Linked DNA regions of Homo sapiens: regions 2 and 3 are each linked to region 1. A link is an interaction called in ENCODE POLR2A ChIA-PET data of the cell type or tissue named here. Cell type or tissue: CD4-positive, alpha-beta T cell. All regions are shown on one strand. Links, peaks and the distances in the headings refer to the core of each region. The heading gives the core; the rest is flanking DNA. Region 1 overlaps ETS1 (ETS proto-oncogene 1, transcription factor). Region 2 overlaps LOC124902787 (a long non-coding RNA gene). Region 3 holds the start of LOC105369568 (a long non-coding RNA gene).

Region 1 (10,655 bases), core at 2,184-7,183:
ACAAATTATTTAACTTCTGTAAACCTTTCTTTTCTGATCCTTACAAAGGAGGTAATAATAAAGAGCTTTCAGGGCTGTTAGGATTAGAGATAATTCCTGTGAAAACTTTTATACTTTTTCATTGCCACAGGAGCTCAATAAACCATTATCTTGTAGGTCACTAAATTCTGTACAAAAGTTCATTGCTGCTGTCGCTGTTATTACTTCAGCGGTTGTTAAAACTGTGGTTACTATTAACCTGGTTACAGAAAATTTTCCACTTGACACCTCCATAACCAAGTGGGCCAGAGCCGTCCCTGTGGCCAGTTCAATTATTTTCAAATGCCTCTCACGCATTCTTACCGAACGTGAGTTAGGGCTTGAGTTATGATTCCAACTCTAAAGCATTATTTTTAGACATTGCCCTTGCCACTTCAACAAGGCAGTTTTTTGGAATTGATGTTATCAGGATTTAAAATTATTTTAATTGCTGAAGTACTGTCCTCTTTGCCCTGGAGTCTTTTCTTTTCTGGGAGGTGACCCAGCCATTCAAGGTTTAGGAGAAAAACTCTGTACTTGATAATACAGCCAGGCAGGATTAGAACTCCTGTTCTCCCAGGCGTCATTTCCTGAGCTAGGCTGCTGCCGGGAAGGTCCAGGTCAGTGAAGACCTGGCAGCCCCCTGAAGATAATAAGATTCAAGACAGAAAAAGCCCACCGACCTTTCCTTCTTTGCCACAGATGTCCCTCCTGTCCCCAGAAAATGGCCATCGCAGTTCTAGCAGGCTTCCCCTAAGGAAGATGTCTGCAGGAACCATGCACCTCTGGGGTTTGCTGGTTGCTGATTGCAATGGTTGATTTATAGCCAGAATCTGGCACCTAGAAAAGGGGATCCTGCGTCTTTAAACAGCTGTGCGCCACTGTGTGTAAATGTGCTTGCTAATCCAGTGACTAATTCAGTATATTATAAAGCAGCACTGAGCCGGCTGCCAAGGCAGGGCTGAATCCCAACTGGAGTGGTGTGTAAGGCTCAGAGAATTATGTCTTGAATTCTGCCACACCACCCGTCGCTGAAATCTCATCTGGTGTGTTCCCTGAACCAGCGCTGGCCTTCTGGTTCCTGTCTGCCCACTCCGCTCCCTCTCCTTCCCTCTCCCTCCCTCCGTCCCTGCCTTTATTTACTCATGGAGGGTGGAGCCCGGCTCGATCTGAGTCAGGGCCAGGGAACCAATCAGAGGTGCTCTGGGGCATTCCAGGGGCCAAAATTCATGATCCCTTTTGGAAAAGAATTTCCCAAAAAGATCCCTGGCATCACAGTGTTGTGACTGCACCTTCCTCAGTTCCTGTGCAGTGAGCCTTCACCGCCCCCACACCCCACCGCCCTATCAGCTTTTCCTCTGTCTCCCCCACCAGGGACTGGAGGGCGAAAGAGCCCTGTCTGATGGAGACTTCTTCCCCTTGAGAATCTTTTGTATGTAAGTATAAAGATGCACATATCACTTTAAAAGAGCACTCGGCAGCCTTTTCTGGGAGCATCTTTAGGGTAGGGAACTTGAGGGATTTTGTTCGTCTCCTAGAACCTGTGGCCCTTCCTCTTTAGTCCTCACATAAGTGGTCCCAGAAATTGCAGTTACCAGGTGTCTGCCTCTGGAAATGGCCCGTGCCCAGCCTCTCCCACGGTCGGTCTCCCAGTGAGCATCGCGGGGCTTCCATCTCACAAGGATTTCCAGGTGGCGGAGGTGGCTGTGGGAGATCTCATCCTCTCGTCTTCCCTTTCAGTAATGCCACCAACTGCCAGGGGCGCCATCCTGGACACCTTGCCCGCCTTCTGTCCCTCACGCCCTACACCCAGGACATCTTACGTGCACTCCTTCCTACCCCCTCCCCTAGTGCTTCTGGACCCCGCTAGTTCACTCACTCTGCATTGCAAAACCTTCCGCTTCAGCCGTGATCCCAGCACTCATCGTCTGTTGTGAGCATATAGCTATTGCTTCTGTACTTAGGCGGTGTTTGCTTCTCCCACTAGAGGGAAACTCTGCCTGAGGGATCTATCACCAAGGTATTCATTGTTGGGCTCATAGCAGTGGGCCAGTAGCTCTTTCTCTCTCTAACATTTACTTTTTTTTAAATTGAGATATAATTGATATAACATAAAATTTACCATCTTAAAGTGTACATGTCAGTGCATTCCAGTACATTCACAGAGTTGTGCCATCATCATCAACGTCTAATTCCAGAATGTTTTCATCACTCCCAAAAGAAGCCCCATGCTCATGAGCAGTCAGTAGCTCTTTCTGAAAAAAAGAATGCTGTCCAGCTGGGATGTGAGGAGAAGGGCTCGTATTCCTGATCTGGAGCTTGGAGCACACACCTGGGGGAGCGCTGCATCTCCCCAATCTCAAGGGACTTTTTCAGTCCCTCCTTCCTCACCACTCAAGCCCAGGGTTTATTCTGAGGGCTCATTGGTTAGGCTCCACTGTGTAGTGAGCTAGTGTCGTCTGGACAGAGATAATGAGCGCTTTCACCAGCTGCATGCAGACAGTTCAGTCCGGGGAGCTTGGGGCTGTGGTGGCTGCAATTTCCTAATGGCTTCCTGATGAGGCAGAGCCATTTATTAGCAGCGGATGAGGGCTGCACATCCCAGTCTCTCCCTTTCTCACCTACCCAGGCAGATGGAGAGTGGCTTAAGCTCCCTCCGCCTTTTGCATTGATCACTTTTTGTCTGCTCGCCACCCATTGGTTGGTCTCGCCCATTGATCTGGAGATTGGGTCTGCCTGGCGACTTACCACCCTCTTGGGCTTGCTACTGGGAGAGGCGTCTGAGGCTGTCTGCCCTGGGTCCGTGTGGGCGAGACTCTGGGGCAGCAGCAGGAACAATAGAATGCTGAAGATTGGGTGTTTGGGGCCATTAAAGAGAAGCCCATTGGGAAGGAGAAGAAAAAAATCTGTGGGGTCTAGAAGAGATCACAATGAGGTGGATCTTTCCTGGAACCCTTAGGTCTCTGCATTCCGACTGCATTTGCCTTCACAACTAGAGCTGCTTGTGTTACTTCAGGCCATGGCCTTTCTGGGGGTCAACAGATAGCTTCATTAATTAGATAGATCAGATTCAACTTACTGGCCAGTGCCCCTGATATTAAGTTCTGGCTTTGTCAGTGGGGTTTGTTGTATTCCCTCAACCCTATCACCATGGCTCAGTGACCCTATTTGGAATACCAGCAGGACTAGAAGGGTAGTGGTGTAAAACCTTTAAATGATATGAGGCACTCTGCCTTTCAGTGCTTTTTAGATAAAGGTTCATAGATCACTGAAGTTAACTGCAGTCTTCACTCTTTCTGGATTGACAGGAATAGCACCCTCAAATTTCAGAGCCATCAGACACCATGGTATCATGCTATCGGAGTTGACTGTTGAAAGTTGCTTAATATCCCTGGTATGCAACAAGGATCTTTGCTAGGAGGAAGCTTTTCCACCTTAGAGTCTGACCATTGGTATTCCAGACTTATAACCTGAAATAGGAGTGGATAGCATCATGAATCTGTAAAATCCCATCATATTTATTAGATCTTTGGATGGCTCATTCCTCTGTGATTCTTAATAACTTGGGGAGGAGTAGTGTTTATCCAGAATGATGAACCAGGACTTGATAGTAGTGAAGATATAGGAGAAAGCCTCTCCCTCCCAGTCCACTGTTGTAAGTAAACAGCAATGATGTAGAGGAAAAAAAAATCCTGAGAGGGAGCCAGAGTTCTAGAATTAGTAACCAGTGACTTAAGGCAAGTTGATGTCACCTTGAGCTTCATTTTACCCACCAGTAAAAGAAAAGGTTTGAACTAGATGACATCGAAAGCGTCTTCTAATTCTGTATTCCAGGAATAGTGTAAGACCCCTGACCAGTGGCAGAGCTTGGCTCCTCCTTCTCTCCACTTTTCATCCATTTTATAACTATGTCTGGTTGCAAGGAAAGAGAACATCCCTCCAAGGAGTTGTTAAAGTTTTATAGCAAATTCTGTAAATTCCTCTTTTCTGCTTTTTGGTCCTGGATAAGGCTTTATGCATCCTATAGCTATAGTGAGGGCGGGATAGAGGGACAGAGGCAGGGAAATGTGTGAACACACCAGGAGAGGACTCGGGCTGATAGTTATTGCTCCAGGCCATAAAAAAGGCCAAAGCCAAAGAGATATAGAGGCCAAAATTATAGATTAGGTAGGTCTACACAAACCTTGGAGTAGGCTCGTATGATAGGTTTAGCAGTGAGCGTAATGGTTTAGGGAGCATAAGCATGCTCCCTTCAAAGCTTATCTCTCTAGGCCCCTCCTTTTTAGTGCAGGAAACTTGAGCTGGGTCCCCACAATTATTGCCTAAATCCCCGAAGTCTCAGGATTTCTGACTCCTCATTAGGGACATATATTTAGATTTACTGCACTGTGTGGGGCCTGAATTCCATTAGATGTGCCATGTTGGGGCGGCACCATCGGTTTTTGGTGTGTTTAGCTGGCGTGCTGGTATTTTTTGGAGCCTGTGATAGGCAGAGGGACGGCCATCTCATGTGCTTACCAACATGCTCAGGGTGGGGATTTCTGCATCTTCTCTGATGTCAGCCTTGCTTTAGGGTAAGAATGTGTGTCTCTCTGCCTTCTCCTGACTCCTACCATGTGGTTCCCATGTGGCTCTTGTGAATTACACTGGGATGATTCAGCAGGGCCCTTAGAGAAGGGAATAATTAGTCTGTTGGGAGCAGGGGATAGGGGAGGAGTCAAGGAAGCAGTGTTTGAATGAAGTACCGTACCAGGTCAGGTGACCTATAGATCACTCACTTAGATCTTCACAGTTTGGTCTATTTTAGGTGGTCCAATGTTTCATCTGAATTTCAGTCTCCACCATTTGCATAGCATGAAAGATGTACTAGTATGTTTGCTTGTTATGGGCTTGTGCACATTATCTGTTGTCCTGGTAGTTCAAGTTTATGAGCGCACCCTCCAGATGGTCTGGACCCTGAGCATCTTGACACACTTATGAAGTTGATGAAGAGCATGTGGGGCTGGGGAAGGAACGTGATGCATCCCTTTTAACCATTTCTTGGCTCCTAGGGTTCGTTGGCCCTAGCAGTATCCAGCATGTGCCTGCTCTGTGCTTAAAATTTTAAGTTATAAAACATTTAACTGTTTGCTACTAGTTCCCTCCCAATGGGTTGACATTATCTGGGATGTTGTCTGTAAAATATTTTAAGCTATTTAAAGGAAAAAGAGAAAAAAAATCTTATTTAGATTTGTATATCTCCTTACATGTTGGTTTTCCAGGAACAAGGTGGGAAGTTAGTGACAGGAACTTGAGGCATGAGTGGAAATCTGAAGTTACTGCTCAGGGGATCTCTTTGTTGAGCCCTGAATTTCTTGCCTCTGGGAGATTCCAGCTTTGCACGTGGGATTCTTAAGGCTATAAGGTTGGACTGGATCCAGAGGGTGCAGTTGCTTACTGTTGGTTGCGCATTAATGCTAAGGGCTGTCGGTGGAAACTCACAATGAAGGCATGCAGGAGGAGATGCCTGCAGGGGCTCACGGCCTGTGCCTCCCTCCCTGTTCCTTCCTCCCCAGCCCAGGCTCTCCTCATGTTCAGTTTGGTGTCTGTCACAGGCTAATCTACTGGTGGCTCTTTTTAGTAAGGCTGTAGGAGGATTAAGGATACAAGTAACACAGTTTGGGAAGGATTAAAATTGAGTATCTCTCCAAAGCCATGTTAGAGCAAAAGATGAAATTCCAGAAAATAGAGATACCATCAAAAAGGGGCTGAAATAAAGGGAAGAAGAGATTGTCCCTGAGATGTAATGCATACATATCTGTGAATTTCAGCTCTTGGCCTCTTTATTTGTCTCCAAAGAAATGAGGAGGGAACTTTCCCAGGGAAAAGCTCCTTTATAGTGCTCCTAAACATGTATAATTAACAGACCTAATAAGACTGTTGTTTCAGAAACCATAGAGTTGACCTCCATCGATTGGTTATTTTTTCCTTGGCGTTCCCACCTTCCTGCAACCTCTGTACAGAGAGGCCTTAATTGCTTTGGGCTGGGCAGAGCAGCAGTTACTTTTCTCATCTCTCCCTTCTCAGCAGTGGCTGTATTTTAGCAGAAGGCAAGCAAGCTTAAGAGAACCTCTAGGCTAAGAAGCAACTATACGAAGAAAAAAGAAGCCCATTTCTAAGCAGGCAGCCTTCTTGGTGACCTCATCTTCCTCCCAACTTGGGTCCAGTTGGAGCTGTGCATACAGGGCAGACTTCCAGTTCCTCCTGTCTGGGACTAACAGTGGCAGATATAAATAGACCAAGACTTTGTCTGTAGCCATTGTTCTCTAACTGCCCATTGTTTCTAGAAGCAAAGCAATGCTGTGGCTGCAGCTCTCTTTCTCTCTCTCTCTCTCTCTCCACCCCACCCCCTTTCTCTGTCTTTCTTTATTTCACTGTACAGGGGTCTGAATTCCAGCTCAACCATTTGTACTATCAGCCACCTTTCACTTGCCAGATGCTTAGAAACTCGAGGGGAGAACTGGCTCCACAAGTGGGAGACCAACTGAATATTGTAACCTCATATTTTGATTCCAGTAATGCTTTTGTCTGAGTCTTTCCATGATATATTTGTGGTCAAGACAAAGATATGTGGATCTAATGATAGTAAAGTCAGGAGGATTTGTAACTGGTTGAGCAACTATACCCAACGGGTCTTGATTAATGTGTCAGTGTCAGAGTAATGCATGGTCTCTGATGTTATGTTATGGGGATCAGTACTTGCTGGTTGCCTTTTCAACATTTTTATTAGGGGCTTAGAATAGAGAAAGACACAGAAAGCACACTTAGTGCATTGCAGATGGTGCAAAGCTGAGAATGATGGCTAATAGGATGAGCACAGATTCAAGGTATAAAAAAGTTCTTAGAAACATGGATCGAAACAAAGTGAAGTTAATATGGATAAATGTGAAGCCCTGTTGTGAAGTTAATAAAATTCAGTCAATAGGTACAGAACTGGTTCAGTATCACTTTCTATGGAGAGGTCCTGGCAATGTCCTTTGAGTGGCTTTTGTAGTTAGGCTGTTAGATCAGTGTTGTCTTAGTCTGCACCAGTCAAAGCTTATGGAGTAAGATGATCATCTCATTGTTCCCATTTAACTTCTGAGAAGCACGATGTTCACCTATGAATGCTTGTGATGCTCTTCAGGAACATAGGCTTAGAGGAATGCTTCTAGGTGGAGCGAGGGGAGTGGCCAAAAACCATGCCAACATGAATGGTTGAAGGAACCACGGAGTTTGGAAACCTGGACGGAAGTGATGATAGGAGGAAGAAAGCAGGGGAAAAGCTGCCAGATAAGGACAAATTTGCTTTGTGCTGCTGATCTCTCAACAAGCAAAGCAAGGGCCTATTGATAGAATTCATAAGAAGGCAGATTTAAACTCGTTGTGTCTAATCATTTTTAAATAATCATTTTGGCTTATAAGTGAAATTGTGTAGCTCAAAAAGGATGGGGCAACCAAATGTCTTAAGTGAGAAGACTTCTGGGGAAGTATGGTGGTCGTTCTTCAGGTCCTGCCCTGCCCCTCATGACCACTCATCATCAAGTACTCCTCTGTGGATCTGGAAGCTGGAGCAGGGTGTGCACGCATACTGTGTTGCTTCAGTGCCTGTGGCTGCCAATATTGAGAATCCTTGTCTGATGTACTGGGAAAATGGACTTGCGTATTCTTATTTTTCATTGTGGTTTCCCTGGGTTGAAAACAGACAGTTGCACTGTGTGAATGTGTATGAGTATGCTTTTTCCTTCTCAGTCCAGATTTATTTATTAAAAGAAAAACACATCTGCATAAAAAAGCCTTAGAACGCAGGAAGAATGTCCACTTTGTTTTTCTTTCTGTAGCACCGAGACATGTGGGGTTTCAGCTTCCTCTAAGAAGTTTTTGAAGACTGGCTTTCATCTCAAACAAGACTTTTTCCCATTGGAAAAACGGTCCTTTTTTGGTTTAAAAATGTATTTATATAATGTATAAATAAATAAGAAAGTTGAGAGAGAATTTCCTTTCAAAATTGATGAAAAAATGTTGCTTTCTGAACATCATTAATTGGGAGTCGGTTGTTGCCTCTTCCCAGGCCATTGCCACTCTGCATTCTGTTTCTTTGTTCTGGTTTACAATTTTCCAATATTCCCTTTCTCTGCTTCCTGCTTTCTTCCCTCTCTCCTCCCTTCTTGGCCAGCTCTCCTCCTCTGTCTGATCCCAGCTCCAGCCTTCTCCCTTGGCGGCTACCCCCATGGCCACTGCACCACCTTCCTAGCCCCCGTTCCTCCTTCCTTTCTCTAAGCCTTTCTTCCTTCTGCCCTTCCCGGGCTAACTTTGAACAACTGAAGCCCTCACTGGAAGAGGCCTGTCTCTGTGTTTGTTTCCTGCGTGGGAGGGAGAGGCAGGCCTTGAGAAAACAGTTCAAAAGTGCAGAAAAACTTTACCTCTTCCAGCCTAAATAAACGGGCTCTACTCCATTTGTTTGCCCAGATTTTTCATTTGCCCATGGAGAAAACTCCTCATCGTACACCTTGCCCAGCCTGGCCTTCTTGGTGATTCTCAGCACCACTCTCCCGATGCCTGTTTTACCCCCCGACCAAGTGCCAAGTGGGCCCCGAGCCGAGGTTTGACCAGGCCAGTTCTGGGTAGGACGTGCAATGGAGCCTGCTGTCGGTAGAGAGTCTCGGGGATTGAGGTTCTTCCCTGCTACAGAAAGAGCTTTTTCTAGAATGAAAATGTTGGAGAAAATGAAAAAAGAAATGTTATCATGCCCCATCATTTTTGCCTCATTTGCTTTTAATTCTGTGAATAGGTGCAGGGAGAAAACACGTGGCTTGCGTGTCTGAAGATGTGGGATTGAATCCTTGTTATATCACTTTACTGGTTTGATAATCTTAGTTAAGTCACTTAAGAAACATTTGTGAGCCTCAGTTTCCTCACCTACATGATAAAGATAATAACTACAAGTGCTTGTTTTGAAAAATCATATGAGAATATTCAAGAAAATGCTTTCTAAAAGATACAGTTCTAGTCAAATAGCAGGAATGATAATTATAGGTGGGAGTTAAGTGAAATTAAAATAAATTGGTTAGCCCAATTCATCAGCATCTGCAAGATCTCAGAGGATGAGGCCTCAAAGGCTATTATGTAAACCAGAATTAGTGGAAGCTGGGATTATAGCAAGATGTAGTTGTCAGATATTCTCCATTGTCTTCCTGGATGGGGTTATCCTATGTCATGTTGGTACCAAAAGCCGTATGATCCTGTCATGAGAATTTTAGTGAAGGCAGGGCAGGAGTTTTCCTCATTCAGAAGTGTAAGATGTGGGAAGAACCAATAGGATGCAATGTGGTTCTCTGCAAAGCCATGGAGACGAAAGAGCCCAACTCATTCTTTCCTCCTGAGTAATGTAGAGACCATGGCTCTGTGTTTTTCAGATAAAGAAGTCACACTGTTCTGGGACATTTAGGAACTATAAAGTATGTCATGTGGTGGGAGTCAGGTGTAATTATCTATGCAGGAAATGCTTTGAAACATGTGAAGTACTTTGTAAATGGCTTGAAATGATCATTTAAGAAGCTTAAATGATTCTTTAATGTACCCTATGGAGGTGGTCCTTGCACACAGGAATCATAATCTCAATAGCTAAAACTTCCTTTTAAATTGCTTGAGTGTCGTTAATTTAGAGGCCCATAAATGACAATTAAAACGCAGCTTGGGTTTTGGCAGATTCCAAACACATAGAAAAGAGTTCTTAGCATAAAATTATACTTTTGCTTTGTGCCATATTGATTCTAAAGTGGAACTCTTAGGACGTTTTTGCAACCAAAAGGCATCTTAGGTGCATTGGATTCATGTAGTTCTGAAGTGTCACGGCAAACATATTTTAGATGCTTATTGCTGCAAAAAGTATTTCCCGTTAGCAGATTGGAGGATGCAGAATAGGTAAGAAATTAGTCTATTCTGTTAGAAAAAAATGCCAGTTTCAGGGGATGTCAATTTCCATTTATATCTCAGAATCTGATTTTTGCGTTTGTTTTTCTTATTTTCTCAGTCGCTTATTTGTACCTGGAGAAATTGCCAGATTCCTTCTTGATGTTTCTGTAAGCATTGGGAAATAAAATCTTTTTTTTTAAGTCTTTATATTTTATAAGATGCTTTTCAGTATAATCAAGTAGCCAATGATTTGTTGAGCACCTACTATGTCTTAAGCTTTGGCATTGTCACACATAGTCCACTTAATCCTCACAGCATGGTGGGTAGAGCATCCTAGAGAATGAAAGCGAGCTTCATCTGAGGGGCTTTGAGACCTGGTTTATGTACCTTCACTTGCCAGGCTGCTAGAGAAAAACACATATTTAAAAGCCTTTCCAGCAGGACACATTCATTCATGTATTTCCTATTTTAGGCCATTTGCCCAATGTTTAGGGTGGGAGATTTGAACTAGTCTAAGGAATGAGCGAGAAAATTTAGCTACAGGACCAAGGGGGCAGTTCTGCTTTCTGGCTGGGATCCTGGAACGGAAGAGCCTCTCTGGGTTTCCCTGAACACCTGGAATTGATTTGGGTTTTGCTCTGACTTCGAAACATTTGCTGAGGTGGAGGATGGTGGAGGAGGTAGGAAAGAAATAAATCCAGTGA
Region 2 (10,655 bases), core at 2,889-7,888, 200 kb after region 1:
ACAACATTATCATTACTCTGCATGCCCTCTTGTCCCAGTGTTTATTTACTTTGTATTTTGTTTCTTTGCTCCTTGCTGGGGACCTGCTCTGGGAAGTCGGGGACCATTCTGGTTTCTCCTAATGAAGGAAGGTAGAGGTGAAGAAAAGGTGGAGGTGCCCAGGAGCAAACTTCCAGGAAACAGCTGAGACACAGAAAGACGCCCCTTCCAGATCCTTCACTGCCACCTTCTCCTGCATCAAGGGCCTGGCCTGATAGATGAAAAATTGTCCTGTGGAAGAATAGTGTCACATAATTCACTTTATTAACAAAAATCCATCTTCAAAGCCCCAGTTGATTGAGATGTTGGCTAAAAGAAACTCCAAGGTGTATGGGAGCACCCTGAGAAAGGCTGAGGGAAAATTTCACAGGGACTCTGCAAAGCATGAGATACTGAAAGGCCTGCTGAGGCCACATGAAGGAGACAGGAAACTGTTTCCATAAACAGCATGGCAAGTAATTGCTGTGGAACTTCATTAGACGCTGGATTTAGTCTAACGCACTTGTCTCTGTCAGTTCCCCTGTCTTCAGGTTTCTCCTCCAATAGCGACACTGTGGCTCTCAGTGCTGGGGTGGGGGACTTATGCCACATGGGGCAGTCATTGGAGCAGATCACTTGAAAGAGACAAGAGTAGGGTGTTGGAAGAACAAGGGAGTTCCTAGAAATACTCCCCAGTTCTTTTACTCATTCTTATTTTTGTAGGATTTGTAAGCCAAGCCCATGAGAACTGTTATAGGATGTATGTAATAAAAAGACCTCCCAGCTTCCACTCCTGCTCCGGTGTGCAGGGACAAGCTGTGTCTGTGACTTAAGACCCTCCATGTCTGGCCTTGATTTCTTTGGCTCTCCAGGTAGGCAAAGGAAATTGATGATAACCTGCTTTTGGGTGATTAGTATTGCATTCCAGAGAGGTAAGCTAGAGGGGTCTATTTATTACTGTCCTTGGTCCAAAGTGCAATTCTCTGCTCATTCCTCTGTCTCTGCATTTGTTCACTCACTTATCCACCAACAAATGTTTACTGACTGCCTACTCTGTGCCAGGCAGTAGTTTGAGTTCTATGGGTAGAATGGTGAATAAAGCAAAGTCCCGTCCATCAAGGAGCTTAGATTTTGTAACCACACCTGATATCTATGTAGCAACTTTCATCTAGATTTGTCAACACCCGTGCAGATGTACTTTACAGAATGATTTTGCCCTACCAACAGCGATTATTCCTTAGCGTTGAAAATGCTTTGTTGAAAGTCCAAATCTTTCTTTACTCCCACTACATGTGGCAGCCTCCAGCCTCCTTCCATGACTGTTCACAACAGTCCCTCAGGTCTGAGCTCATTGCTCCCTCACCTTGCTAGACAATTCTTCCTTCCGTACCCTTGCTCCTGCTCTTGATTTATATTTATAATTGGCTAACTTATTTTATCATTTTATGTATAATATTCTGTCTGCCCACTTACACTGAAAACTTTCTGAATGCAGGATCTAAGTCTTTTAATTTTTATCTATTATTCTTGAACAACTAGTGCAGTGCAGTTTTATTATAGACGCAGACTCCAATCTTTCCTCCTTTGCATTGTGTTAGTTTGCATTCTGCTTATTCTGCTCTTGAAGATATGCCTAGTAAATAGCCGTAATTCAGTTTCTGCTACTCTGCTTGCTTTTTTGATGCTGTCTGTTGATAACGCTTGAACATCTGTCTTATTCTCCACTGTATCCCCTACATGCAGCAGAGTACCTGGTATAATAATAGAAACTTAATACATATTTCTTGATTATCTGTTGGCTGATTGACTGGCTGGTACAGAAACAATCTGCACAATCTGTAGCATGACCAATCTTTAGGAACACTGTGCAACATACAAGAATTCCAGAGCTTTCCTGCAGATGTCTAGAAATACCCACAGATTGGCCTGAAGAAGCTGAAGTTGAAGAAAAGACGCCACCGAGCCAAAGAATGAGGCCACATGTAAAATATTTGTATGCCATATTTTGCCCTTCAGAATGATTATGTTTTGGCTGGAAGGCGTGAGACCATATGCTTTTACTGTTTGCCTTATAAAAATGAGAGACAATAAGGAAGAGAAAGAGACTTGAAATTTGAAGAAGATACACTGTGGGCATTGAAGATGAAAGAAGAAGCCACAGGTCAAGGGTTGCAAAAGAATGCACATAGGATCAAGAACCTAAAAAGGGAAGGAAAATGGGTCCTCCCCTAGAGCACTGAGAGGGAATGCAGCCATACCAACACACTGATTTTAGAAAGTCTGACTCCGAATTAGAAGATAGTAAATTTACATTGCTTTAAACACTAATTTTTGGCCATTTCTTACAGCACTGTTAGGAAAAGAATACAATGTCCAGTGCAGCCAAGAGCTCTTGGAACAACCTTAGGGTCTGGCAGTGTAATCTAAAATGTATAAATAATGATAGTCCTGAAACACCAAGGTGGAAGACCTGGATTATCTGAGAAGAAAAGGGAACCCCATAATGTGAAGCACAAACTGAGTGCTGAGTTTTCTAAATATCTACAGAAAAACATGTTCCCTTGAGGCAGAAGTACAGAGTTAAGAGCTTGTAACTCCATGCTAATTTTGACCACACAAACTTGGTCTGAGAAACCTAAAATGGAAGTTGACTTACAATTTATGGATCTGGAGGAGAATATCCGCAAGTAACTTATACGCAACGTGAGAATAAAGGAAGGTGCAGAACAGAATCTATGAACAGCTTTTTATATGATGAGATGTGATGTGTTCTCCAAGTCTCATTTCCTCCAAAAATCTTCCTTTCCCAGCTGCCACAGTGTTTGGGTTAAAGTAATGTCTCCAATCCCTGTAGTTGTCATCTACAAAGAACATCCCCACTATAAAACAGACTCAAAGTCTACAGACCTCCATTAAATAACAGAGGGTGATTTTCCTTATGAAAAACACCACATGAGGCCCGTTAATAGGTCTCCAGATAGGATTTGATTGCATGATATCCAGTACACAATCTATCCTGCAGGCCAGCTCCAACCTAAACCCAGTGGGAAGCCCCTGGCCTTCACTTAAAAGGGATGCAGAGCCAGACTCCAGAGTCAACAAGATTTGTTTAATTGACCCTTTTTCTGTGTAGCTTACATTTATGTGTTTTGTAGCTCCATCTCCTTTCTGTGCTCCCAGCCTCCGTTCAGGCAGCCCTAATGGGAACTGCCCAGGATTTCTGAACTACCTTTACTTTAGTTGGTCAGTGTCCACATGCATTCATATTGTTCACACACATCAATTATATAAAGTGTCCTTACAAGTTTACTTTTTTCTTTTTTTTTTTGAGATGGAGTCTCACTCTGTCGCCCAAGCTGGAGTGTAGTGGTTTGAACTTGGCTCACTGCAACCTCCGCCTCCTGAGTTCGAGCAATTCTCCTGCCTCAGCGTCCCAAGTAGCTAGGACTGCAGGTGCACACCACCATGCCCAGCTAATTTTTTTTGTATTTTAGTAGAAACCAGGTTTCACCGTGTTGCCCAGGCTGGTCACGAACTCCTGAGTTCAGGCAGTCCAGCCGCCTCGGCCTCCCAAAGTGCTGGGATTACAGGCATGAGCCACCGCACCCAGCCTACATGCTTACTTATATGTTTGGCCTTTGTATCGTAAGGGTTTTGATGGCAGGGACTGTATCTGGTCCTCTATCATATCCTAAGTCACAGAAATAAGATGAAATAAATCCCCAAATCTGAAATACCTGGTAATGCTAATTCCTAGTCTATGTTATTATCTACTTTATCTGTGATTCTTTTCAGATTAATGGATAAGCCACACAATCATTAGAATGTAAACATCTTGAGGGCAGGGACCATAAGATCATCTTTCCTTAAAGAAAGGTCAGTTACATCACAGGCTCTTAGACTGGGAGGGAAAACGCTGCTTTGCCAAATAGTGTGTTCCTGCTCATTGGAGGTATTTACCTCCAAAGGTAATGAAGAGGCTCTGGGTACCTGTATGGATGTTGTACAGAGTACTTATGCACAGAGGGTAGGTGTTAATACTAAGTTATTTCTAAATTCCTTACAATATTATAATTCTGTGTCCTTAGTCATTCAAGCCATACCCTCTGAGAAGGTCTATCCGACCAGGCATTTGGCTGGAAATGATACAAAAAACATGCAAAATCTGATCTAATCTTCCCTGTGCTTTTCTCTCCAGACTTTGTCTTTCAATTCTCCCTCATCTATTTGTGTCTGGTCAAGCTGGAAACTCACAGTTCCCCTCAGGTACCCTGATATCTCTTACCTTTAGGCTGGTTAATTGCCAAGAATGCAAATCCTTGGTCTTTCTTTGCAGGTTTTCCTGTTCTGTTTCTTTCAGGATTCAACACATACATCATGGCCTTCCATGAAGCTTTTCCTGACTCTGTGAGACTATACTGGATATCTCTGCCATAAGTTCCCATAGTACCCTGAGTTCAGGGCAACTGCATTTTCATTTACTGTTCATTTTTATCTGTCCAGTAGACTGTAAGTTCCTTGGGGAAAGGACCACATCTGGTCTCTCTATATCCCCAGTAATCATCATAATGCCTAGTATATAGTAGATGCTCAAAAGTGTTTGTTAATCTCATGCTTAAATAACTGAAATTTAGTTAATGAATAATAGAGTGTCAAAATGCATTAACTTAGTATTCAATTTAAGCCCAGTTGTCATAATTATATACTAGTAACATTGGAACTGTTCAAAAGATTGGGGGATGGGGGGCAGAGAAAGAGAGAGAGAGAGAGAGGGAGAGAGAGAAATGAAATTCACAGTATTTGCATGCCAAGACACTATTTTCTATTTTTGTTCATGATGGCCTGATTACCCCGCCTTTAGTTTTACCTTCCACTCCACAGGCTGGAAACTTGGGGTGAAAGTGTCAGTACAAAGGCATTGCCCCTTTTCCTGTGAGTGAACCACTCACATCAGGAAGTTGTAAAAGTGTAAAGAGTATGTCCTTCCCCCACAGCACTGAATCCATGCATAGGCCATGTGGACAGCTTTCTGTATGGCATGATTTTTCCAGAGTTTTTCAGCAAGGAATAATCTTTTTCACCAGCCTCCCATTATGTATGAAACCTCTGCAACTAAAATCACTCCTTTTCACATAAAGCTGTATCTTCAGAAATTTCCTTTTTATACACAAAGCAGATACCTGGAATGGATATCACAATTAATGTTAACAAAAATGGATGATTTGACGGGATTAGTCCCCATCACGAGAGAATTGTGCCCCAAGAAATGAACCACAGAAAGGTTCTTGATGATAAATCTGATGCCAGGAAAGATTCGGGCCTGAAATGCAGGTAGACGTGGGAGGTCCCAGTGTGAAACTCTGTTGTATGAAGTAGCTCAAAGTCTCAGGTGTCCATTTGGAAAAGAAGGGGTATAGTGGATGAGAAAGATACAGCTTTTTGGTTTTGTAATGATGTGGTTCCACTCACACCCAAAATGGGCTTTCAAGGTTAGGACATATTTTTCTTGGTATGTACAAGACATCACAAGGTATCTTGGTTTCTCTGTTTTCTTGTGAAGGTGTAACGCTCTCTTTCTTCAGGGTGTGTCTCGTTGCCACAGTTTAGAAGTGTAACATTTTGACTGCACCTTTGAAAACAGAGTGAACCTTTGTGGCTCCTTATCTTCTATGATTCTGTTTAAAGAAAACAAAACATATAGACAATGTTATGCACACAAGGCCTGAATCAAGCAACAACATACTTATTTGTAGAGATTATTAGTACAGTGTGGTCACACATTTTATTTTCCACAAGCACGTGAGAAGCTCTGCTAAGCCCATTCTGTGAAATGCTTTCTGTCTTCTGCTGGGGGAGTTTCCTTTTGCTGCCTGGTGTTCGAGGGACTCTCTATGAACATTTTCCCTCTAGAGCAAAAATAATTATGGGGTGTCAAATCCTAATCATTAATAAACACTAAGATTTAAAGCTTTGGGTTTGATAGAGAGAATCTCCTTTTCCTGTGAATTTCCAGGCTTATTACCTTAGTTGTTAGCCTTGCTTAATGAAACTCAATAGTTCCTGCTGCTTGCCTATTTGGTCATTTTATACCAACCTAGAGTTGAAAGTTTGAGAAAGACATAATTTTCCAGGTGTTCACTCATGTTCTGTTTTACTTACAAGTGCAGACCCAAAACAATGGTTCTAATCAATCATTTGTTTTTCTACAGAACCTATGGGAAGATCAAGAAATGTCACTTCTGAGAAAAAAAAAATGTCTAATGCAAGGAGTGAAGAGAGCTTTTTATATCTTACACTGACCACAACACACAGTTCAGAAAACTTAAATAACCCTAACTAAAATTTGAAAGGTGCTTCAAAGCATAGAAAGTACCTTGACATGTATTTTCTCATTGGATTCTTATAAACCTATAAAACGGTGCTTACTCCATTTCAGAAATGAGAAAATGGCGACCCAGAAAATAAAGCAGCATGCACAAGACTACATGCTACACAGGGGACTGATCTGACACCAAAACTTGACTGCAGATTGTCTGCTTTCAACTCTCACCAGCAAAACAGACAAAAGTGCTTTGGACATGCAAGTGTTTATTATGTTGCATTTTGGAACTCCAGACCTAAAACCAAACATAGACAAATATAAAACAAAACAAAAAAACACTAAAGATCAAACCCATTCTCAAACCCAAACACCCAGAAAATAAAAGGAAATTATTATTATTTTTTTCTCAGGGGAAGCAAGTGGTTGATTTCATGTGGGATTAACTCTCAACTCTGATGAACCTCATGGTCTCCTGGATCTTCCCAAACCAAGGCTCTGGGACAGCAATTAATCAGATGGAAAGTCTGGGGATTTATCTCTCCACCATCACTGCTTTCTGCTGAATGCTGACTTAAAGATGTGAATCCACTCAATTATCTCACAGTTAGGAAGAAGCGAATCTATAGTTCAACGACACAGAGATGAGAGCCCAGGACAATCCCTAAGAGTCTGACTGACAATTAATTAGATAGATAGCATCTTATACTTGGGAAAGACCTTAGAGGTCTCATCCAATCTCCCTCCTGCTATAAGAATCCTTCCCTAGCAAGCCTGACAAATCACCACCTGGTGTTGGCTCCTGAGATGGGAATTTTCATTGTCTCGAGGTACCCGTTCCACTGCTGTGAGATGTGCTCTTGTTGTTAGAATGGATTGCCTTCTTGGGATCAAATTATTTCCCCTTTTAAGCCGTCAGCCCACTTTTTTGGCCTGAAAGATTATGGTTATTTGTGCATTCACATGCTATTCTTTGAATATTTGAAGTCAGCTCTCTTGACTTCCTTAAACTATCTCTTCTCTATTCAAAATATACCCAGCTTCTCCAACTTTTTCTAAATTCATTGATTTTTAAGACTTTCTACAAATAGTTCCATTTTTGTACATTTTTTTTTTGGAGAAATGTTCATAGCTGAATAGGGTCTATTTTTCCTACTTAATCTGACCCATGTACTTTCAATACCTTTACTGGTCATTAGCTCTATACCAGTAAGGCCAAATATATGGTGGTGGGTGATAGTATCAGCTCCCTCAACTCTGCAACCCACTGGAGCTTACCAAATGAGAACTGGTTTTCTTCATGCAATTTACCTCAAAAGCCACACCATCAGCAAGAGGACCAGAACTAATTGTCAAAGTGCAAGCCACAACGAACACACAATTGTCACTTAAAACCAGTTTTTGCTTCAGTAAGCTTTTTTTTTCTATCTAGTATTTTATCTCTTAAAATAAAGAGAAAAAACAGGTAAGAAACTAGTTTACCAATAACTTTGACAAATAGCCCCTGAGGTAGAGGGAGTGACATTTGGAAAGTTGGTAAAAGCCACCAGAGTCAAAGCAACCTAAACAAAAAAAAAAAAGAAAAAAAAAAAAAAACTTGTGGCTATGCTACACTCAACCAGGCCACACCTGTTTTCAGAAACCACTGAGTGTTCTGCAGATACGCAGAGATGCCAGGTCTGACAGTCTCTAAGGCAACCAGATACCGATCATTGTCACACAGTAAGAAATAGGAAGAGACACTGGTAACAAACATTAAGCCTGGTTTTCTCATCTGCTCAACAGTGTAACGGTAGGTGGAGTCAGCTCTGCCTTGAGACTCTTCACTTGTCCAGTCTCAAACTCTAAACACCTACTGGAGTGCAGGGCATCCTGCAGCTGGATAAGTAACTGAAGATCTGAAGCCCACCTCTTAAGCGTAATCCCGCAATCGAATGTGGACTTTGAAATGGGCTTTTGAGGAGAAAAGGACAAGCTGCAGTTTCCCCCGTCTTCTAATTTCCTCATCTGCGAAATAAAACAGAGTGTTTATATGTCCAGAGAGTGGTGAGCCAGTGAACTGGGATGACACAAAGAGATAACTTATCTAATTTGGTTCCCAAACGGGTGGGTTGGATTTTAGTTAATAAGTCACCATCATAGGAAAATATAAGCAGGTCCCTGCTTTCTGAGCATTTATGTCTATTGAAGATGTACAGTATCATGCTTTCCCTTTCTGAGACATTTCCAATCTGTAATATGTCAATAAGAATAAAGCAAATGGGCATTTTGTAAGAAGTTGGCAGAGGTGCAGAATGCATTTAGGAATTGGAATGAGTGCTTGTCTACTGCTTTTCAAATCATTGCATTGGGATTACTTATGCCTGTGTTTTTCTTGCTCCCTAGACTGAGCTCCTTGACATCAGGGGCTCATTTTTGTTTATTGGTGTCGTTCCCACTCTTCCTGGTGTCATGTTTTGCACCTGTGGATAGTCAAGTAATAGTTGAATAGTTGTTCAGTTGAATCATTCTGTTGCTTTTAGGAGGTGCAGTTTGAAGACACTGCAGCTAGACTGAAATCACATAGCCCAGGAAATGGGAAAACATACCGTGAAGATGGGCTAATTAATGATTTATTGTACCTTGAAAAAATTTAAAAAAGTATAAATATTAATGAAAGTATTGGTTTTTAAAGCTTAATGATGATCAGCAGCAGAAGATAAAACTTAAATGATACAACTGGCCAGATGGCAACCATCTTTATTAAAAGGCCTGGTCAGAATAAGAATCATTACATAGAATTGAATATGGGACAGAATGTTGAGAATCAATTATAGTAGTAAATATAACCAGCTTTATAGCAACACCAAGAATTACAGTGAAGTGCAAGTACTGCGAAATAAAATTTAAAATATTGATTTTCAAGGATTTATTTTACATTTTATAGTCAAAATTTAATGCAAAACAAAAAAGAGCCTGAAAATCATACAGTCTTACAACCAAGAAAAAACTGTCTTGGTATGCTTTGTATGAATCTTTTGAGTTTGTCCTTCTCTACACGTATCACAACACATATCACACAAATATACACACATGTATTTTTGTTTTTATAAACTGGGCTAACATATTGTTGCTTTGCAAGTTGCTATTTCACTCAACAGTGCAGTATGGCCATGTTTCTATGTTATTTAACTATTCTCTATTTTTCACAGCTATATATTATTTTATTGTATTTATTTATATACATATTATGTATTAATGGACATTTAGGTTGACTCCAAGGTTTTTGTGTGCTGTTTTCTCACGTATGCTTGTTGTTAAGGCTTTTCATAATGTCTTTGGGGAAAGTTCATGGCAATTTTTTTCTGCTAGCAGTATACAGATGGGACTTTTATCTCCTTTTAATTTCAAAGGAAATGTGGCTACAGATGAAAAATGACATGACACACACCTTCCTAATAGTTTAAGAACACTTGCTCTTAAAAAAAATAAGAAAAATGTAGGGGAAGTGATCTACTCCTCAGAGCTGTCTATATTGATTAGATCTCCAAAGTTGACTAACACTACAACATTTTTTTTAAAAAACATACGATTTAGAATCAGGTTAGAATAATATTATCCTAGGATATATTTTACCTCATCAAGAGTTACATGAACTTTATCACTTAAGAGAAAGTAAGTTATCAAAAGTATGTATTTTTATTTTTTTAAAAAGAGACCACAGAAAAGCTGGGTGAAAACATCAAAATTGTGACTTCTTCTTTATAAGTGGACCCTCTAACTGGCATTTTACCTGCTGTTATCTTTCTCCAAATGCTTCCTAGAAGCATTTTGCTCAAGTTCCATACCTGGGAGGCTTCCAGCTACCATCACAAAATTGTTCTTTTCCTTCATTCCTATGAAAGCAAGAGGATGGTTCAGTGGGTACAAACACAAAATTAGTGAGGGCAAAGCTGCCTCATTTGGGTTATTTAGTTTTGAATACAAGAAAATAAAACACTTCTCCAAAGACCAAGATCATCTGTCTCTCATCCCCAACTAATCAACAGGGAAGAAAAGATGAGGCTTGGATGGTTCAAGACAACTTGTCAACACAACTAGAAAAATTACTTAGCATAGAAGCCTAACTTGCATTGGGTCAGTAGTGTCATCTTGATAGGCAAAACACAGCTGATTTCTCCACTCAACAGTTTTCCCATAGATCTTTCCACTAAAATCTTTTGAAATATGATAACCACACCATAAACTTATGGCTGGCAACCCTATTGGGACAGAAACTAAGTGCAATTCTTACTTTAAAATGTCTCCATTGGTAAAGGAAAACATTCTTGTTCTTATT
Region 3 (10,655 bases), core at 3,645-8,644, 120 kb before region 1:
TAGCTTGTTGTTGTCAGAACTGGGTTTTGAATGCAGCTATTGGGTTTTGCCACACGCTAACCTGCCTTTGGGCCTAGATGGTGGTTTGTCTTGGCTGGTCGGATACGGAGGGCTGGAGGTTCCTCATTTTATCCTCTTTTACTGTACCCCTCTACGTTGGCCTTCAGGGGGCGCCATTGAGCTGTATTCGCTAGGTTCCAGGAGGAAGGACCTCAGTACAATTTGAAATTACACATGATGAAAAGAAAAACTCAAAGGCCGAAATCCAAACTGCTAAGACTTTTGTCTTTATGAAAAAACAGTTCCTGAAAAACAAAATTCCTCCCCTGGAAGAATGAGAGGACTTTTCAGAAGTCAAGGTTATTGCAATGTTTTTTTTTTTTTTTTTTTCTGTGCTCAACATATCTGTACTTAAAAAAAAAAAACAACAAACAAAAACTATAAAGTTACTTCAAAATAGAACAAAACAAAAAAGCACCAAAGACACTGAAATACAAAAACTTTGGAGACCGGAGATAATTTTCAGAACCTGCAACCTTAACCTTGTCAGGGAAGGTGTTCTAAAACCTGTCTCTCCATCCACAGAATAAAACAAATGTTTAACTCTGGTTAATGCTAACAAGGATCTAACACATCAGAGAGCATGGAAGCCCTGGAAAATAATTGCGACCAATTTTCCTTTGCTGATTTGCCAAATCTGAGGTTCCAGACGGCATGACTTCCCTGGAAGCATTCAACAGGAAAGCCCACCTGTCTCCATGGCCAGCCTTAGCCCACCTGGGGCCTTGCCACACCTACTATCTGACCTCTGGCCTAATCCCAATGCCAGCCTGTGAAGCCAGCTTCTATGTGGAACCAGTGCTCTTGGAGAATTGTCAAAGCCCTATGATGACCCTTTGTCCACAAATGGTGTACAGTCTGATCATTCTTTGTCTCTCTCTCTCCTCTCAGGCATACATTAAGTGTGGGAGAGAGCTATCCTGCTCAAAAGAGAGTGCTCCCCATTCTGACACATCTGGAAATCATCTGGCAAATGTCTTCTGACCGTCTCTGAGTGAAAAAGCCTTCGAGTGCATCAGCCCATTTCAGCTCCACAACTTTCTCTTGTGATCATCCCTGTTTTACAGGATATGGAGGGGTAAGGTGACTTCAGTGTCACCTAGCTCCTGGAGTCGCTATGTCGAGGTTCTGGCTCTTTTGATTTAAGTCCAGGAGTCTATAAATGACCAGATCTTCCACTTTTGCTGAGCAGAACCTGAGGCTGAAGCTAAAATTCACACAGCTTCATCCTTCATTGGCTGTCTCTCCTCACCTTTGCAGGGCTTCCTGGGGCTGTCCTGATAAGAGAACCTTTGCTATGATCCCCTCAAATCCCTCCCTTTGGCAAAATGATTAGGGCCTATCTGATGGAATGTGAGGTACACTCAGAAGTCCCCTCCAATCTCCCGCAGGGTCCCCGATTTTGATCTTAGCCTTCCTGGCTTCATGCTCACCACTACCTGCTGCAGCCCTGGCCAGAATCCTTCCATTCTGTAGAATGCAAACACCTTCAGAAGGGGATGGCTACTTTCATCCCTAAGGTCTTACTGTGATCTGGTTTAGAACTCTTTTCTTTGCGGAAGGGGGAAAACTAGGAGTAGGAAGCAAAAGGAGAAGGGTCAGGAAGTGCTAAGGGGAAGGGATGGGGTGCTGCCTTTCCATGTGGCTGACGGCCGAACTTGGTTCTGGGTGCATGGGTTCTGAAAGCACCCTCGATGACACAAAGTGTGTTTAAATACAGGGTGTCCTGATGTGGGATGCAAAACAACACCCACCCTCTCCCCCGGCCTACCCTCATAAGCCGAATATTAATTTTACACTCCACAAACACTTTGATGGCATCAATGCGGTATAACAGTACATTCTGTTTTCTGCCATGCAGTGTGGGTGATCACTCAGTGCTCTTCGGTAGTGATGAAAGAATCAGACTCCACTGCAGAAAACACCTCATTCTATTCTCAGAAGGTCAGTCATGAGAAATGGAGCTTTCTTTAAAACAGGCTTACAGAAAACAAAAACACGAACTTTTTAGCTTATTAACGAAAAAGCTCTCCATCTGCTTTTTTTTTTGTTGTTGTTAATAAACAGATATAGTTAATAGTTTACGGATTTTAGCTGTGGTTTTTCCTTTTTCGTTTGTTTGTGAAATGTTTTTGCTTTTCAGTTTTAAGAAGAAATTTCACACCTCCCTCTGAATTTCTCATGACTTTGACTGCTGAGCTAAACTTGCCATTCTTGTACCCCGTGCTGTGCTGATAAGAGAATCTTTGCTCTGTAACCCTCAAACACAAATATCTCCCAAATGTGGAGACATTTCAGGATCTCTCCACAAATACAATCTTTAAGACTTACACTTTGGCAAATCTTCAAGCCCCAAACACCTTGCCACTCCATCAGTGGCCCTAATTCAGAGTGTATACCTCTCTGAAGGCCACCGGGGTGTGATCACGTGGGAGACATCTGAGCAATCTCCAGGGTCACTGGGCAACCCCAGACACACACAACCTGCCCAGAGGGGCCTGGTGTATTTCTTTCTCAGGCGGCAGCTGGATTCTAACTTACTGCAAACAGGTCACATTCAGTGACTTGACGCACAGATGGGACATGGCAATGTCAAGCAGCACTCTTTCTTCATCGCTGTCCCTATTTCTTCCCTCAGTGTTTCAGCCAGGGTGGTCCTGATAAGAACTCTGTGGGCAACCAAGTTCAGCTCCTGAGCTCATTTAGGGTAGATGTGGAAGGAGCTAGGTGAGGAAGGAGGAGAGCAGGCTCTGGAAGGGCGTGGCAGCCTCCCTGTCATTCTTTCTCTCTCCTCCCCTTTTCCTCCCTACTGTCCTTACATGAACGGTTTTCCTGGGTTTATCCTCTTCTCCTATAGGTGATAAAATCTCCCCCACCTCTCACAACACCTCCAATAAGGACAAAGGAGGGCTGGCATGCTCCTTCTGGTGGTCATTTGTTGCAGGACACCAGTATAGACTGTCACCCAAGTAGCAAGAAGAGAGGGGTCTCTTTTGATTTCTGGGGCGAGCCTGGCACTGATCTGGCTGGCTTACATGACTCAGCCAGGCTCAAGCTCCCCCGTGTCCCATGGCGGGAGGGTGTTTGCAGCTGTGAGTAGGTCCAGTCACAGTGACCCCAGCAGCGCCAGGTCAGGGTGGGCGGTGGGGCAGCGGGCGGGGGCGGGGGGCCTGGCAAGCCCCAGTTTCTGCTGTTGCATCTGCTGGATTCAAGCCTTGGCAACCAACTCCACCCGCTTAACAACAATTCATGGCATCTCATTACTCTTTCCTTTTCACTTTAGTTAGTAACTGGGTTCAGCCCAGGAAACTCTGGCTTCCAATCCTTGAGTGTTTTGACTTGGGGACCGTAAACTGTCTGATTTCTTGGACAAACATAATCTTGAGGAACTTTTCTCTTTACACAATGGCTAGGCTCTGTGAATGTCATGGCTCCCCATTCAGGCCTTGGTAGATTTTTTTCCCCCTTCCTACAGACGTCAAACTACTTAAAATAAATATTCCCTTTGGTTTTCGGGGCTCTTTCCTTTGGATTACTCACCTTTATCTTGGATTGGACGGCAGCTGGAAGGCAGAGATAGGGTTCATGGTGACTCTTGCACAGAGGCGGAGGAATCGCCTAGGCCAGGGAACCCAACCTAGGATTTAGTTTTTAGTGATTCTGGGGCTCACCTTTGACGTTGAAGATTTCACTGTTTTTGCCATATGGTGCCATTTATCCATGTGTGACTTTCCTATTTGGAGTGACTGCTAATCGTCTCCTTGCTCCAACTTCCCCTCCTCTGTGTCCCCTACCCAGCCACCATAGTTCTTTCCAAAGCAAATATGGTCATGTCTCCCCACCTCCTGCTACTGGGAACCTCTGAGGCCTCAGAGATAAAGTCTCATTTCTCAGTCAGGCAAACCGAGCCCTTCATGGTATGGCCCCTCTTACCTTCCCAGTCTCTTTCCCGCACACTTCCCTAGGCGGCCCCTGCTTCAGCCCCCCTCCAAACGCAGGGTGTTGGCTTATGATGTGTGAGTCCTTCTGCCTAACATTTCTCTTCCTTCCTTGTCAGAGTCCAACTTATCCATAAAGACCCATTTCAGATGGTACTGTGTGAGGCCTTCCTATACAGAAAGCGTCCCTCCATCCTTCCTCTGTGTAATATATATATTAGCAATCACTGCATTATGTTGTGGTTAACAACTTTCCAGCCATCCAAATAGCAGCTAGCTTACTTACTGTTACAATTATTATTTTAGTGCAAATAGACTAATTACCTTAATTCTTTTTCTTCTCCTTTTTTGTCCTCCCTTTTCTCATTCGTTTTGGTGGCTAGTATTATTTTTGCAAGCTTTGCTGAACCTGGTATTGTGCCTGGCATTCTAGAAAAAAAAAAACAGTTTTACATGCTGACTTTTGCCCTATCAAATATCTGCAATGCCTAGATGCAGACCAGGCATTTTGTGTCTGCTGCTATCTCATTTAAATAACACACACACTCTGTGAGCTAGATGTTTCGTTTTTTTAATTTTCACATGAGAAAAACCAAGGCTTAGCGAGTTTAAATACATTTTTCAAGGTTAGCAGTGGCATAATTTAGACTCAGGTCTCTCTGATCCCAGATCCTGTGCTGGGTTGGACTACCCCACAGAACTGCACAGGGAGTCTGTGTGTGGGAGCCGGGCCAGAAGGACTGTGCCCCAGCAGCATACTGTGAGGGTTGACCTTTCTGTGCCTTCATGCTCTGTTTGTGGGATGGAAATGGAAACCTTAACTTACAGTCCTTGGGATGGTTGCTAAGGGCAACAGGTTTGTATGAAAGCACCTGCAATTGTTAGACAGAACAAAAAAGTAAGATGACTGGGTCTTTTCCACCCTTCTCCAGTCTTATTCCTATCCCACCCTCAAATTTATAGTGCTTTCCTAGTCAGAGAGATTCACCCCTGGAGAAAGTCAGCTGCAGTTAGATTGATTGCTAGGTAAAAACCAAGGGTTTCATATCTCTAAATGGGGTGCAAGAGCAAGTGGGTCTGGTGGACTTAGGTGTGGGAATGTCAGAAACCGCGTGGAGACCAGGTCACACTGAGTGTAGGTTGGGGAAAGCTTGTAAACAGAGCGTCCGAGGAAAAGAGAAGTTGGTGGGGGAGGAACGTGACTGCCAGGCAGCATTCTCTGGGCTGAGGCAAGCCAAGGTCCAGGCACAGGGGTGTTGAGTGAGCACCCTAAGTGTCGGGATCCTGGTGACAGGCGCATTCTCTGTAACACCCAGCATCACCGAGTGTGGGCCCTCCTGCCCTCTGGGATCCTGTCCTTTATTCCTTTCTTTTCATCCAGACCTAGGATCCACTGGAATTGATCTGTCAGTGCGTGTTTATTAAAGCATCTACTGGGTACAGGACACCGAGAAGATACAGAATTGTAAAACTCTGATCGTGGGCCTTATTCATAAGAAGCTTGGCTGGAAAAACGTAGATAATAGATTCCTACATTGACTCACTCTTTTAGCCATTATTTATTGGATGCTTTCTTGTGTTTCAAGGTAAAATGGAGGAACACCAGTGAACAAACAACACGCTGGGGTGTGGTAGTTGTTGCTATTCAGAAAAAGAACACCTGCGGGGGGGAAAAGGGTGAGTGGAGGAGGGGATCTGTGAGCTGTTTGATGTAGAGTGGTTGCCGAGCCGGGGGCACCCCTGATGCAAAGTCAGAGCCAAGCTCACAACTTTATTGCTGCCCATGGTGGTGGCAACCTCACTCTCGTTATTGAAACAGGACACGTGGTCTAATTGCTGGCTTTTATTGACTGAGGTATTTGAAACTTGGTCTTACTTAAAAAATTCAGTGTGGGTTGTTGCCCTACTGAGCTGATTGTGCACCTTAGTTCTATGGTCCCTGCAATGAGCTGCTGCCCTCTGTGAGTTCCCTTCTGGTGATTAAATGGGGGGAGTAAGTGCAAGAAGGCCGGCAACAGGCAGTAGCAGCTAGTATGTCTTCCTGATTCTCAGTCACCTTCTTTTAGCACTGTTTTTTGGTTTCCTGCTGAAAAAAGACAACTGAAGCCAGTCACCCTGCAAGTTCACCGGTGCCTGTCACCTCTCTCTCAGGCCCGGGAGCCCCGCCCCTGCATTGGCATCCCCCCACCCCACCCCCCAACCCCGCTGCCCGCTCTCCTAGGCACGCGGCCTGCCTGGTTGTGAAACTTCTTGTTTGGGGAGTAATCCTATCTCGCCCTATCTGCCCCAGTTATGCTGAAGTCAAGCGAGGACTGTTTTGTCAAAGCCGACCGGTGCCCAGAACCCATCTCTGAGTTGCTACCCACCTCTTCTCTTCAAAAACAGGAAGTCACCTCAGGCCAGAGTAAATCAGTCCTAATACCCTGGGGTGTGCATTTTGTTAGAGCTCAGAAGGTTGGTTTAAAACTTGGCAAGTTAGATCCCTGGATGGCCTGGGCATGTTCTTTTTGTTTTCTCCCAAGCTTCTTGATTTCTCCTTCGCCCTGACCTTTACTCTTTGATTCAGAGTCAAGCTTCTTGGGTAGACCTTCAAGAAAGGTCAATGGTGGGTTTAGAGCCCCTCCCAGGGATTTGAGGAGCCCATACTGCAGGTAGACAGTTGACTTTGGGGGTTGGAATAAAGGATAAGGCCCCAGATTCTGGACTCCTTTTTTTTTAAATCTTATTTGGTTTTTATGTTAGTTTTATGTTAGCTGACACTACTGCCTCACAACTAAAGTGATACATTTATTTATTTTATTTATTAATTATTATATAATGTAGAACAGTCTAGTTTTATTGCTTTTAAGTGATAAAGAGCCTGTCTTTGCTCCCCCCCAACCTTTTTTTCTTTTCTTTTTTTGGGACATACATTAAGTTGTGAATCAGATGTTAAGCGATGTGGAGACGGAAGGAAAATTGATGACTTCATAATATTTTTACAACTTTACAACGAATATAAATCTGAGTCTGTTGCATGTACCAGGGTCTAACAAGGGCAGAAAACAAAGGCAAACTCAGGTTTATGAACGCTACCCCTACACACAGAGGTGCTGGGGGACGGGGGATAAATCCTTAAATGCAGAAGACCAGCTCAATACATGTGGGCATTTTAGGGTTAACACTGCAGGTAATAGGTTGTGGAAAGCAGGAATGTGGGATGTAAGTTTTGACACAGGTCTCCTTAGCACAGCTGGGGCAATGATGGCCACAAACACAAGAAAAGACAGCGGCTTAAGTCAATGGTGGGCGTGGTACCCTCCGAACTCTCAGGAGTCAATCACAAGGGGCAGGGTGACATCCACCCATCACTTTCCTAATTCCTAAATTCTGCACTTCTAAAGACAATTCAAGGAAGCAAACAATATCTTGGTTTCTAGAAAAGATGTCTGGGTTCTAGGGGACAGAGTTCATAGAATGTGAACATTGATGCCACTACAAAAACAAGTTTAAAAAAAAAAAAGTAAAAACAACCACCTAACCTAAGCAACAGCAAAACTGCAAGGAGCTTTTGGAACAAACGGCTGTGCCCTCAGCCTCAAACTACATACTCAGGCCTCAAGGTGACCTCTCTGATTACGGAGGCATCACCTTTTCACTACAAAGTGACACATTTATGTATTTCATCATCAAGAAGGAAAATACCAGTTTTGCTTTTTAGGAGGCATGCTTTTAGCTTTATCCTAAGCTGCTATTATCATTTGGGGATAGATCAAGACACAGACACAAGAACTCAAGTGGCTGGTGATCAGGGCCACCCGAAGGGAGTGTGTCCAGGGAGTCACCTCTACAGCATCGCTGACTGTGTTCACGTCCACACAAGAACATTCTTCATAAGACCCCAGCTGGACCTGTGCTCACCTGTGGGTCGGGCGATGCCGCCCAGCACAGATATCTGATGCCTGGAGCTCTTCCCCTCCTGGTCTGGTGTCTTGGCTGCATTGCCTCCCTCTTCCTCTCTTCTTCTAATCGTCATCCATTCTGATCTCTCCCTCTTTTAAATCTGAATTCCTTCCTGTTTGGAAATAAGAAACCTTTAGGGCTGATAGACTTAGTGAATAATGAATAAGTGTGTTTCCTTACTCCATCATTGATGAGATATCCCTACCACCCTGCCCTGCCATGTGATTGTCAGCTGCTGAAGAATGTTAAAACCTAGAAAGGAATCCAAGGGTGAAATCAGTTGCTGGGGAGGGGAAGGTGGAGTTTCAGCTAAGACCCAAGGCTTGCAAGACAGGAGTGTTGTGGGAGGGACTCGTGCTGAGTGACCTCTGAATCTGGCCACCTACGAGTCCACGCTTCTCCCTCCTCAGCTTCCTCTCGGAAGTGCCTTGGGGACCGAACTTCCTGCTCCAAGCTCTTTGCTGTCCGTTCATCTGCCCCAAGAACATCCCTGGAACTCCCAGCGTGTGGCTTCTTGGAAACACACGTGTGGCATTTCCTCAAGGCAAAAGCTCTGTATTTCCCCAGGCTCCGACACGTGTCATGGCCAGAAGGAGGGATGCTGGGTTGGGTCCTGGAGCTCCCTCTGCGAGAGAAGTTAAGAAAGTTTACAGCTTTGTCTTGAGACATTTGCTGAAGTCATGTTTCAAGAGGCAAATCACATCTGCTGCAACATGAACCGACCACCAGGCAGTAAGATGCACAGGTTCTCAGGCTCTGAGACCCTATGGGAAATTGCCTATAGGGCCCCACAGCCTGGGAAACTGGCCTAGAGGTTTTATGAAGTGACTAATATCCTACAGGGAACAGCCGGGTCCCAGGACTTGCATCATGGTCAGCAGACCGGCCCCTCTCTGAGCAACACCCTTGGGATTATTCACGTCCATCTGGAAGAAACTAGTCTCTGAGTTTGATTCAGGACTTCTTTCTCTTTCCCACCTCTTACCCCAGCCATGTAATTTGCACATCGTTTTATATTTTCTATTGGGAAATCACAAAGCATCTAAAAGGCAAGCAGTGGTTCTCAAGCTGCAGCCAAAGGTATGTGTGTGGGGCCAGGGGAGGGGGAAGCGCATTGCTGTTGAGAAAAGGGAGGGAGGGAGAGAGATTGACAGAGAGAGAGAGGACATGGGAGAAGGGGCCAGGAAGCTGGGTCTTTCCGGTTTGACACTGTAATCTTACACTTGATGATCCTGTCGCATTGGATACTACATGACAAAATTCAAATGAATTTACTTTTAAAAATTTGGATGATAGAATTGGGTGAAATCTTGCCACAGACACAAAATGTTTTTTTCTCCATTTGGGAGCATTGGCTGGCAGAGATGTTTTATGTCTAGATATTTCACAGGCTTAGCCAAGCATGGGGTCCTGCTTGGTGACTGTTTTCCGTAGCGTGAAGGATCTCCAAATCCCTCATCATTCTGAGCTCCCCAAACACTGAATTTTACCCTGCCAGCCGGGGCACCTGGCAAGTGGGTAATTGTCTAAGATTTGGTTATTCTTTCTTCTGCAATGGGGGCAGGTAACGATTGGGGCTAGAAGAGGCCCAGGAAGAAAGAGAGAGTTGGAGTGGATATACCTGGGATTTGATGACACCAAAATGATTTTAAATCCGGATTTCTTGGCCATACCACTTCATTAACAATTTGAGATCCAGTTTCTTCCTGTGAAAAATGTCAGTGTTTCTGAGTGTCTAGTATGTTGCATTGCATGTGGTAATTGTTCAATAAATACAGCCATTATTATGATTTACTAGGATCAGCTTGTTTTACTCAAGTGAAACCAGAACCCAGGCTGGAGCCTCGCAGAGAGGAGGGATTTGGAAAATACTCCTTGAGTGGAATTCAGTGATTTGTTTAAGGTGACAAGCCTAGAACCCAAGTCTCTGGCCCCCAATACAGGACTCTTTAGAAACAGTTTCACCTTGCTCATTCTCTGAACTGGTTTGCTCTCTGTTTTCAATAACAGAAACACCAGAGGCTTTCGCACAATCCCTTTTTCCTGAAGCCAACTCTGCTGAGGATGTGATGTGGATACGGGTAAGTTAGCTCAAGTTGCTGCCCCAGAACAGCTGGCTTCTCTGACTGAAGCCCGCTGGGTTGGAGCAGCTGGAGGCTGAGCTGGAGGTGGAGGAGAAGAAGGAAAAACGTCCATCCAGAAGAGGAACTGTCAGATAAAGCTCTCTCCCCTGTAGGCCTGGCGAGAGGTTGATAAGCCATCTTCAGAGATGTGCAGGGAGTGTCTGCCTCTGTTTCCGTGCAAAATCATGACTCAGGAATATTGTTCACATCCTCAGGATAGCACAGGGGCTAAAAATAAATCAGAAATGCCACCCAAAAAGACCTGATGAGGGGGCAGTGGCGGTGGGAAGCTTCAGAGAGTCTAAAGCAAGGAGCCCAGATGGACGGGTGCCTGTGCAGGTGGGAGAAGGAAGAGAGAAAGAAGCAAAGAAGACAAGGAGGCTGGCTGTGTGCTGGACCAGGGGCACATAGAAAGGGAGGGAGAGATGGAGTCAGACAGAATCTGATACAGGAGAGGCAGTGCAGGAAGGACAGTCCTGAGCAGGAGATGGTGTCTGTGGCACCGTGGAGCTGGCATTTGAAATGGCAAAACAGGGTGGGTGCTTAGCGGGAGCCTCCCCACCGCTCAGCCCTGCACCGCCTCTGTCCTTCT

The links. Peaks named below come from ENCODE experiments on the same cell type or tissue, not always from the same donor. Only the 100,000 strongest peaks of a DNase experiment are listed, where the experiment ranks them.
Region 2: POLR2A ChIA-PET joins it to region 1 with 10 read pairs; 10 of 35 experiments call an interaction of 5 or more read pairs at or near these places.
Region 3: POLR2A ChIA-PET joins it to region 1 with 18 read pairs; 13 of 35 experiments call an interaction of 5 or more read pairs at or near these places.

Annotation. Positions count from the first base shown.
Region 1 is chr11:128,497,748-128,508,402 of GRCh38, reverse strand. The region is part of intron 3 of ETS1 (ETS proto-oncogene 1, transcription factor); the gene reads left to right. Among named protein-coding and RNA genes, the nearest start is that of MIR6090, 19 kb to the left of the region's middle. RefSeq lists a silencer at 4,555-4,849 and an enhancer at 4,555-4,849. In CD4-positive, alpha-beta T cell, for the core only: no CTCF peak of the experiment used is centred there; DNase peaks (open chromatin) are centred at 2,472, 2,722, 3,732, 4,532 and 1 weaker place; H3K4me3 peaks cover 4,938 bases; H3K27ac peaks cover 5,000 bases.
Region 2 is chr11:128,300,048-128,310,702 of GRCh38, reverse strand. LOC124902787 (a long non-coding RNA gene) reads left to right here. Exons shown (of 2, transcript XR_007062946.1): 2 at 6,228-8,376. Among named protein-coding and RNA genes, the nearest start is that of LINC02098, 97 kb to the right of the region's middle. RefSeq lists a silencer at 7,975-8,064. In CD4-positive, alpha-beta T cell, for the core only: no CTCF peak of the experiment used is centred there; DNase peaks (open chromatin) are centred at 4,894 and 5,612; H3K27ac peaks cover 4,944 bases.
Region 3 is chr11:128,620,070-128,630,724 of GRCh38, reverse strand. LOC105369568 (a long non-coding RNA gene) reads left to right here and starts at 8,479. Exons shown (of 7, transcript XR_001748441.1): 1 at 8,479-9,020; 2 at 9,739-9,843; 3 at 9,951-10,021. RefSeq lists enhancers at 2,242-2,451, 7,815-9,014, a silencer at 6,285-6,334 and a cis regulatory region at 5,676-6,562. In CD4-positive, alpha-beta T cell, for the core only: no CTCF peak of the experiment used is centred there; DNase peaks (open chromatin) are centred at 5,764 and 6,194; H3K4me3 peaks cover 491 bases; H3K27ac peaks cover 4,409 bases.